Regions from separate parts of the Homo sapiens genome. Here region 2 is linked to region 1. Evidence: chromatin loops called from intact Hi-C (ENCODE). Cell type or tissue: dorsolateral prefrontal cortex. All regions are shown on one strand. Each heading gives the region's core, and the rest is flanking DNA. Links, peaks and the distances in the headings are about the cores only.

Region 1 (5,391 bases), core at 298-5,297:
TTATGTTAAAAAAAAAAAAAAAAAAAAAAAACAAAGCTGTTAGAAATTAACCATAAGAGAGTTAGTGTGAGAGCTGGGTGTGGTGGCTTGCATCTGTAGTCCTAGCTACTGAGGAGGCTGAGATGGGAGGATCCCTTGAGCCCAGGAGTTTGAGACCAGCCCGTGCAATATAGTGAGACCCTGTCTCAAAAAGAAAAAAAAAAAGTTGGTGTGGACAAGGAAGGCTTATTGAGGAAGAAGAAATTTGAAGAGAAATCATCTGAACTGTGTTTTTAAGAAAGGGTAGGAGTTGGCTGGTGGAAAAGAGCCAAAAACTGATTCCAGGTGATGGGAGCTACGTGAACCAAGGCAAGGGGATAGAATATATCAGATGTATTTAGGAGAAAATATATTTTATAACACTATATATAAGATACGTGCTTTATATAATTATAGCCTCATTCTTCATATGGAGACCTTGAAGTAAGAAAACAAACATTTTTAGCTCTGTGTCTCACATGGTAAGGTATTGGTAAAGCTGAGCCTTCTGCCAATGAATTTTTTTTCCATTCCTCTTCAGAAATAATCGCTTTCCATTTAAAAAGTAATAATTCAATTTAGAAAGAATCAAAATATAAAGTAGAGAAAAAATCTCACATATTCCTATCATGCAAATATGACTAAAGTTAACATTTTGGTCTCTTCCTCCCAGTCCTTGAATATGTATCAGTAGTATACATAACACATTAACCTAGAGAGTAATCATAGTGTATGTGCTATTTTGTGCTTTTCTACCATAACCTAAGCACTAATCTGTGCCATAATATGTCATCATTATCATAGTTTTATTTATTTTTATTATTTTTAATTTTGAGATGGAGTCTCGTTCTGTCACCAGGCTGGAGTGCAGTGGTGTGATCTCGGCTCACTGCAACCGCCGCCTCCTAAGTTCAAGTGATTCTCCTGCCTCAGCCTCCCGAGTAGCTGGGACTACAGGCATGTGCCACCATGCCCAGCTAATTTTTGTATTTTTAGTAGAGACGGGGTCTCACTATGTTGGCCAGAATGGTCTCGATCTCTTGACCTCATGATCCGCCCACCTTGGCCTCCCAGAGTGCGGGGATTACAGCTGTGAGCCACCGCACCTGGCTATCATAGTTTTAAAGGTTGAATAATATTCTAAGTAGATAATGTACCATGATTTACTTATTTAGGGTTTGTTATTAATAGCAAATTAAAAAATTCCTAGGTCAAAATGCATGACCTGTGTTACAACTCCTATTATATATATGGTTTTCTGGAAGGTCAATATTGATTTTGGCATATATAGACTGGGCTTCTCTGGGTTGTTGTAAAAGTTCTATGTCATTGAACTACAGAAAGAGGGTGAGGGGATTTCTAACAATTAGGGCCAGTGTTTTCTTCACCTCTAAACCGCATCCCCATCCTAGTGTCTGCTTGGCTTTGCAACACCATCCTTATCCTGAGAGCTTTGTTGATGCCTGGGGATATTCAGAAATTTTCGACTTGGAACCCTTCCAAGACATTTGCTATTTTATTCTCTATTTGTTTTTCTTAAGCAACTAACTAAATAAGAATAACATTTCAACCTCTTTCTACTCCCCACAGCATTTTTTCCTGCCTGCACCACCTCTGCCTACAGTTTAACCATGGGGTTGCTTCTTATATTTTAAAGCTAAATACAAAAGCACAGTTCTGAGAAGCAGCCAAGTTCTGCAGCCAAGTTTGAAGAATAAAACTTTAAAACAGCTCTTCTGTCACACACTTGAGAGGGGAGGCAGGCTTTGCTATAAATAAGTCACATTCCATTTCTATCTCATCCTTTGCAGTCCTCTTGGGTAATGCTTTTTGTATATGACTACAGTGTTCTCGAACTGCCCACTCACCCCTTTCAACCTTCCATTTTGTGCCTCACTTTATTTAAATGTTCAATAGTTTTGGAGTTTAGGGACCCTGCATGAAAGGAGTAGACCTTTCCTTTCATTCTTCAGGCTTAGATGTAATGAGATTCAGTGGCTAACTTATTAGAAACTATACTTTCTCTTTGTCTGTAACGTTTTCAGCAGCTGCCTGGATTAGTTTCCTATTGCTGCCATAACAAATTGCCACAAATGTAATGGCTTAAAACAAGGCCAGGCACAGTGGTGCATGCCTGTAATTCCAGCACTTTGGGAGGCTGAGATGGGATTGCTTGAGCTCAGGAGTTCAAGACCAGCCTGGCCAACATGATGAGACCCCATCTCTATTTAAAAAAAAAAAAATACAAAAGTTGTCTGGGTGTGGTGGCGTGCACCTGTAATCCCAACTACTCAGGAGGCTGAAGTGGGAGGATCACCTGAGCCTGGGGAGCTCAAGGCTGCAGTGAGCCATGATCGTGCCACCGCATTGCAACCTGGGTGACAGAGTGAGACCCTGTCTCAAAAAACAAAAAACCAAGAAACCCCACAAATGCATTTTCTTATAATTCTAGAAATCAGGAGTGAAAAATGATTTGGCAGAGCTGCATGCCCTCAGGGGGCTCTAGGAGAATTCATTTCCTCCCCTTTTCCAGCTTCTAGAGGCTGCCTACATTCCCTAAGTCATAGCCCCACATCAGTCCCACCTCTACTCTTGGCATCATATCTCCTTCTCCAACTCTGACCTTCCTTTCTCTCTCTTATAGGACCCCCGGTGATTACATGGAGCCCACACACATAATCCAGGGGTACCTCCCCATCTCAGAGTCCTTAACTTAGTCCCACCTGCAGAGTCTCTTTTGCCAAGTCAAATAACATATTTATAGGTTTGTGGGATTAGGGTGTGGACATCTTTGGAGGGCCGTTATTCTACTTATCACACTGTCTTAGAAAAGGAAAGGAAAATAATTTTGGAATTTTTGTCTTTTTCATAGCTAGGGAGGAGGTACGCTGAAGTTTTGTTTTTCCTTCCTGTATTTGTGATGGTTGATATGTGGCAATCTAAACTAAGTCTGGGATGTCTGTTTGTATTGGCTGAAGTTCATTGGAGGGCAGAAAAGAGGAGAGTTTCAGAGACTGGCAGTGAGGATGGGAGGGTGGCTTAAAGACCTTCACAACCTGCTCACTGGGTGCTCCTGTTAGGCCCCACAAACAAGCCCATGCCATCGAGGAGAAGTGACCAAGCAGATACATTCAAAATGAATAAAAGGAAGACCTCATTTACTGTAGTCCCATCCAGTGTGGCTTCCTTATAGGACTATTTGTCTCTAATTATTTTATTTATTTTTTATTTTTTCAGAGAGAGTCTCACTCTGTTCCCCAGGCTGGAGTGTAATGGTGTGATCTTGGCTCACTCAGCCTTGACCTCTGGGGCTTGATCCTCCCGTCTCAGCCTTCCCATAGCTGGGACTACAGGCATGCACCACCACACCTGGCTAATTTTTAAACTTTTTTGTAGAGACAGGGTCTCACTGTGCTGCCCAGGCTGGGCTTGAACTCCTGGGCTCAAGTATATCCTCCCTCCTCAGCCTCCCAACATGCTGAGATTACAGATGTGAGCCACCATGCTTGAACTATATTTTAAAAAAATATTAATTATGATACTAAACAATACAGTGAATAAATAACCTTCTCATGACTGTCCATCTGGCATAGTAGAAGACTTTATGTGCTTTTTTCAAACAATGAGAGAAAGTGCTGGCATATCGCACTTCCCTTAGCTTGAGAGACATGTGCCAATCTGCTTGTTGACTCTGCCAAGGCCTCTCTTTCCGTCATTTTCCATGTTCTGGTCAGGATTTGTGACATATAGTGGCTGACAAAAGGCACACAAGTGATAGTGTTGGTGGCCAATCTGCCAGGGAAGAGTCTGACCCTGGGCGCTAATGTGACTCAAGGTAGATGAGCCCTTCGAGGAGCTAGTCAAGGAAACAGATGATAAAGTCTAACTATCAGTGAGCGAGCAGGGGGTGAGCATTTTCTTTCTGAAGGGAGTTATTACTGTCATTAACTTCATTGCGTTGCTGGGAAGGAGGGGTCAGTAGTTGAAACAAAAGTCTCCTATGGCTGATGACATGTTACAACTTTAGGACAGTTGTCAGCAAGCAACTTGCTGTTGGGCCTAATCTGTCCCCATGCCTTTGATCCCTTGAGCCTCAGGATGGTTTCTACATTTTGCAATGGTTGAAAAACTTTAAAAGAGAAGCCATATTTTGTGACATGTGAACATTATGTGAAATTCAAATTTCAGTATCTGTATATCAAGTTTTATTGAAACACAGCCACATCATTTGTTTATGAATTATCTATGGCTTTTTTTTTTGAGCTACCACGGAGGAGTTGAGTGGTTGTGACAGAGACTGTCCGTATGACCGGTGAAGCCTAAAATATTTACTAACTGGCTTTTTACAGAGAAGTTTGCAGCTTCTGTTTTCGGAGATTTGAAAGAGACTGAAAAAGCATCGGCAAATGTCCTTGTTGGGACAATATTTCCATAGGAACCAAGACCCAGTGATTCCATGTGGTGCTGATTTATTTCCAGGAACCCATGGAGGGTCTAACTGGGGAGGGGGTATACAAGATAAATTAGAAACAAGTGCACATTCCTGTACTACAAAAAATATACAAGACCTGCCATTCACCCCTCAAATAATATGTTTCCTTTCCTGAGGGGTCACATAATTTATGCCAGTACATTATTGATGAGATTTTTGTTTGTTTTTTTAAAATAAAAAACAGGCATATTGAGCTGCTGGAAGTGTTGAGCTGGCTGTTCTGAAATATCCCACTAGGATATTCCACTTGCTGGCTGGCTACCTCCATCTCAGATGCAATGTCCAAATGGCTGTCAATTTCTGCAGGACCCACTTTGTGCCAGGCATTGGGCCAGTGCTTTGGGCACGTGAATTGCTCACACTGAGAGCACTGCTGTAAAATCATTGTTATTCCCATGCCGCATATGAAGAAAGGAGCTTACACTGGGTAAACCCATGCCTGGGCCTCCCCTGTAAGTGGGAATCCCGAGTTGCAGGTCAGGCTGTCTCTTCTTCACAGACCATGCTCTTTCACAAGACCTGGAAGGAACAAGACAACCACCTGGGGAGCTGCTTACTTCTGATCTTTCCTCTGGGATGCCAGGGCTATCACAACCTCATAGGCAAGATACTCTAATCACTGAGTTATGGTGTTCGGTGATAATATCGACTTCCATTTTTATAATTTCTTCTAGCACTCTGCATCCTGCATGTTATATTTGTAAAAGGCCTGTGAAAAACATAAGGCAGACATATCTATTTCTGCTTTGTAAATGAGGAAACTGAAGCTCAGGGGTAAAGAGGCCTTTCTAGGCTCAACCAGCTTTTAGTGGCAGAGCCAGACCTCTTGACCTGGGGTCTGGTGCCTGTACACTACTTCCCATGGGCCAGGTCTTTGGGAA
Region 2 (5,391 bases), core at 134-5,133, 50 kb after region 1:
CATTGATTGATTTTTGTATGTTAAGCCATCCTATCATTCCAGGAATATATCCCACTTGGTCATGATGTATAATTACTTTAATGTGCTATTGAATTTGGTTTGCTAGTATTTTGTTACGAATGTTTGCATCAGTATTTATCAGGGATCCTTGTGGTTTTCTTGTAGTATCTTTGTCTGCTTTAGGTATCAGAGTAATGCTGGCCTCAAAAAAATGAGTTTGAAAATTTTCCATCTTTTTCAATTTTTTTGTAAGAGTTTGAGAAGAAGTGGTGCCAATTCTTCTTTAAATGTTTGATATAATTCTCCAGTGAAACCATCTGGTCCGGGGCTTTTCTATATTGGGAGGTTTTTGATTACTTACTTAGTTTCCTTTCCAGTTACCATATTCCCCTATTATCTGAGAGTTCACTTTCTGCAGTTTCAGGTACTGGCAGTCAACTGCAATCTGAAAATATTAAATGGAAAATTGCGGAAATAAACAATAAGCTTTAAATTGCATGTCATTCTGAGTAGCATGATAAAATCTCCCACTGTCCCATTTCATCCCACCCAGAACTTAAATCATCCCTTTGTCCAGCATTTCTACGTATACACTACTCCCCCATTACTGTATAGGAAAATACATGGCATATAGAGGGCTCAGTACTATTCAGGGTTTCAGGCATTCACTGGCGGCCTTGGAATGTATTCCCCATGTATAAGGGGGAACTGCTATATTGCTATGTTCAGATTGTTTATTACTTTATGATTCAGTCTTGGTAGATGGTATGTTTGTAGGAATTTATTCCTTTTAGATTATCCAATTTACTGGCATATGCTTATTCATAGCAATATATTATAATCCTTTTTATTTGGACATCAGGTATAATATCTCCTCTTTCATTTTGATTTTTGTTATTTGAATCCTCTATATTTAGTCTGAGGATTTATCAATTCTATTGGTCTTTAAAAAAACTCAATTTTTGTTGTTTTTTTCTATTATTTTTCTATTCTCTAATTTGTTTATTTTTACTCTAGTCTTTATTATTTCCCTCTTTCTCGCAACTTTGGGTTTAGTTTGTTTTTCTAGTTCCTTGAGGTGTAAAGTTAGGTTGTTAATTTCTTTCTTCCTTGTTAACGTAGGTATTTACTGCTATAAAATTCCTTCCTAGTATTGCTTTTGCTGCATCCTATATGTTTTGCAATGTGAATCTCAATTGATAGAGGTTTATTTAGCCAAAGTTTGAGGACATGCCCAAGAAAAACATGGGTCACAGTAGCATTTGTGCCCTGTGCTTTTCCAAAGAGCATTTTGGGAACTTCAGTATTTAAAGGGGAAATAGCAAAAATGAGGCTCTGATTAGTGCTCAGCACATCTACATTTTATTTATTTGTTTTAACTTCTTAAAATTTTACTTTTTAAATAAACATATGGTAAAATTGACGTTGTATGTGAGTACAGTTCTATGAATTTTGACACATGTATACATTTATGTAACCACTGCCATAATGAGAATACAAAACAGTTCCGTCACCCCAGAGAACTCCCTCATGTCATCCTTTTGTAGTCAATATCCCTAGTCCCACCCGTAACACTAACCTTTAGCAAGCACTACCCTGTTACCCATCACCAAAGTTTTGTCTTTTCCACAAGGTCACATAAATGAAATCCTACCGTATATAATCTTTTGAGACTGGCGTCTTTCACTCTGCATAATGCCTCGAAGACTCATCCAAGTTGTTGCATGTAAACATATTATTATTATTATTATTATTATTATTATGGCTGAGCAGAATTCCACTGTGTGAACATAACCCGTTTTGTTTTGTTTTGTTTTGTTTTGTTTTTCACCCATTGTAGAGCATTTGGCTGTTTCCAGTTTTTGATAATTAAGAATTAAGCTTCTATAATCATTCTTATACAGGTTTTGGGGTACAGATATGTTTTCATATTGTAATGCTTAGGTAATTCCTAGAAGTAAGGTTGCTGAGTCAACCGGTAGATGTGCCTGTAACTTTATGAGAAACTGCCACACTGTTTGCCAGAGTATTTTCAAATTTCAGCCATTCTAATATGTGTATAGGGTATTTTATCATGATTTTAATCTACATTTTTCAAATGGCCAATGATGCTGAACATCTTTTCATGTGCTTATTTGCCGACCCTACGTCCCCTTTGGTGAAGTGTCTGTTCAGGTCTTTTGCTCATTTTAAAAATTGGACTGCTTGTTCTCTCAATATTGAGTTTTGAGAGTCCTTAATATATTCTGAGTGCAAGTATTTTGCTGGATATGTGATCTGTAAATATTTTCTCCCAGTCTGTAGTTTGCCTTTTTATTCTTTTAACAGTGTCTTTCTAAAAACAAGGTTTTAATTATGATGGTGTGATTTATTTTTTCTGTTATAGATCATGATTTACCCCTTTAGTTATAAAAATTTTATAATTTTATATTTTACATTTAAATGTGTAACTTAGTTTGAGTTAATTTTGGTATAAGGTATTGAGAGGTGTAGCCAGCTGGGCTTCTGGGTCAGGTGGGGACTTGGAGAACTTTCCTGTGTCTAGCTGAAGGATTGTAAATACACCAATCAGCACTCTGTAAAAACACACCAATCAGCGCTTTGTGTCTAGCTAAAAGATTGTAAATGCACTAATCAGCACTCTGTAAAAACGTACCAATCAGTGCTTTATGTCTAGCTAAAGGATTGTAAATGCACCAATCAGCACTCTGTAAAATGGACCAATCAGCAGGACATAGATGGGGCCAAATAAGGGAATAAAAGCTGGCCACCCAAGCCAGCAGCAGCAACCTGCTCGGGTCCCTTCCATCCACACTGTGGAAGCTTTGTTCTTTCACTCTTCACAATAAATCTTGCTGCTGCTCACTCTTTGGGTCCGCACCACCTTTAAGAGCTGTAACACTCACTGCGAAGGTCTGCGGCTTCATTCTTGAAATCAGCGAGGCCGTGAACTCACCAGAAGGAAGAAACTCTGGATACATCTGAAGGAACAAACTCCAGACACACCATCTTTAAGAGCTGTAACACTCACCACGAAGGTCCCAATTCTTGAAGTCAGTGAGACCAAGAACCTACCAGAAGGAACCAACTCCAGACACAGTATGAGATTTAGGTCAAGGTTCATTTTCTTGCATTTAGATGTTTGAATGCTTCAAACACCGTTTATTCAGAAGACTGTCCTTTCTCTGATGAATTGCCTCTGCAAATTTATCAAAAACTCAGTTGGTAAAACTGTAGTTGCCCATGGGTATATGCAGCAGAGCAGAACTTTCTGAAGTAATGGAAATGGGAATACACGTTACAGGGTGTGTTATGTGGGCATATGCATTTGTCAAAACATCAATTTACACACTTTAAGTCAGTGAATTTTACTGTATGTGAGTTATACTTCAATTAAAATATCAGTTGGCCATATTTCTGTAGGTTTATTTCTGGAAGTCTATTCTATGCTGTTGATCTACATGTTTATCTTTTTGCCAATACCATGCTGTCTTTATTTTTTATTATTTTATTTTATTTTTGAGATTGAGGCTCGCTCTGTTGCCCAGGCTGGAGTGCAATGGTGCAATCTCAGTCACTGCAACCTCTGCCTCCCAGGTTCAAGCTATTCTCCTGCTTCAGCCTCCCAAGTAGCTGGGACTCCAGGCACATGCCACCATGCCTGGCTAATTTTTGTATTTTTAATAGAGACGAGGTTTCACCATGTTGGCCAGTCTTGTCTTGAACTCCTGGCCTCAATCAATCCGCCTGCCTCAGCCTCCCAAAGTGCTGGGATTACAGGTCTGAGCCACTCCCGGCCAACCATGCTATCTTGATCTCAATTACTTTAGCTTTATAGAAACCTTGATGAAGTGGAAAAGTGTGATTCCTCCAACTCTGTTCTTTTTCAAAATTGTTTTGGCTATTCTTGTTTCTTTGCCTTTCCATATACCTTTAGAATCACCTTAGTTCTACCTACAAAAATCTTGTTGGGATTTTGATTAGGTTTGTGCTAAATTTATAGATTAATTAGGGGAAGATTCACATCTTCACAATACTATCTTCCAATTTTGAACATAGTATGTTTTTTTCATTTATTTAGGTCCTCTTTATTTCATTAGCATTTTATAGTTTTCAGCATACCCTCTAATTGTTTACATAAATATTTATTAGATTTATATGTAAGTATTTCAATTTTTTGGAATTGTTTTAAATATCATTTTTGGAGTTATTTTAAACAGCATTTAAAAAATATTTGGTTTCCAGCTCCTTATTGCTAACACATAAAAATATGATCCATTTTTTTACATGTACTCTACAACTTTGCTAAATACATTCATTAGTTGTAGGAGGTTTGTATGTATGCTATTTCTTGGGATTTTTCATGTAAACAATAATTTCATTTGTGAACAGGGACAGTTTTATTTCTTCTTTTCCAGTCAGGATATCTTTATTTCTTTTCCTTGCCTGATTGCTCTGGCTTGGAATTCCAGTATGGTGTGAAATAGGAATGGAGATAGAAGTTTGCCTTGTTTTCATTCACAGGAGGAAAGCATTCAGTCTTCATCATTAGATGTGATCCTTGTTGGTTTTCCAATGATATGTCCTTTATTAGGTTGACAAAAGTCTCTTTTTGTAGCAAATCTACATTTTACATGTCAAAAGAGGGAGTAGATGAAAAAAGTAAATTACATATTCATCTCATACTCAGTGAATCTACATTTTACTAAATAAGTTGAAGTAAACATAAAAAGAGGAAGCAGAGGAAAAGTCAATTATGCATTAATCTCAGGGTAGGTGAAGAGATAATTTCTGGTCTTGTCCTTGTCCTGTACCCGCAAAGATAAGCTGGTAGTTGACATTGTGAGGGTGAGAGTCAACAGAGCTCAGTTTTAGGGCTAGTTTATAGGAGGGATATAGATCCTGAACGATTTAGGGCCTCACGTTTATACTTATTGTATCTTCCCTATGAATTGGCCCTTTTATTGTTGTATAATGTCCTTTTTTGTTTCTTCTGACAGTTTTGACTTAAAATCTATTTGTCTAATATTGGTATAGCTACCTCTGTTCTCTTTTGGTTACTATGTGCATGGAATATCTTTTTCCATTCTTTCATTTCAGCTTATGTGTGCCATTATATCTAAAGGGAATCTCTTGTATACATCAGATAGTGAGGTCTTGTTTTTTAATTCCTTCAGCCATTCTGTCTTTTGATTGAGGCATTTAATCCATTTACATTGAAGCAATTACTGATTGGGAGAGACTTTCTGTTGTCATTTTGTTAACTGTATTCTGTATATGTTGTATCTATCTATTCCTCTTTTCCTTTTTCCTTTTTATTTGCTGCCTTCTTTTGTGTTTCATTGATTTTTTTTTTTTTTTTTTTGGTGACATGCTTTAATTCCTTTCTCA

What was found. A loop is a pair of places that touch in the nucleus more often than their neighbours do. Peaks named below come from ENCODE experiments on the same cell type or tissue, not always from the same donor. Only the 100,000 strongest peaks of a DNase experiment are listed, where the experiment ranks them.
Region 2: a loop joins it to region 1, with 5 times the contacts of the local background. A loop is called at or near these places in 2 of 110 quality-filtered maps.

What each region holds. Positions count from the first base shown.
Region 1 is chr14:71,984,292-71,989,682 of GRCh38, forward strand. All of the region lies in intron 2 of RGS6 (regulator of G protein signaling 6), which reads left to right. Among named protein-coding and RNA genes, the nearest start is that of RGS6, 55 kb to the left of the region's middle. In dorsolateral prefrontal cortex, for the core only: no CTCF peak of the experiment used is centred there; no DNase peak of the experiment used is centred there; H3K27ac peaks cover 1,613 bases.
Region 2 is chr14:72,034,468-72,039,858 of GRCh38, forward strand. The region is part of intron 2 of RGS6 (regulator of G protein signaling 6); the gene reads left to right. Among named protein-coding and RNA genes, the nearest start is that of RGS6, 100 kb to the left of the region's middle. In dorsolateral prefrontal cortex, for the core only: no CTCF peak of the experiment used is centred there; no DNase peak of the experiment used is centred there.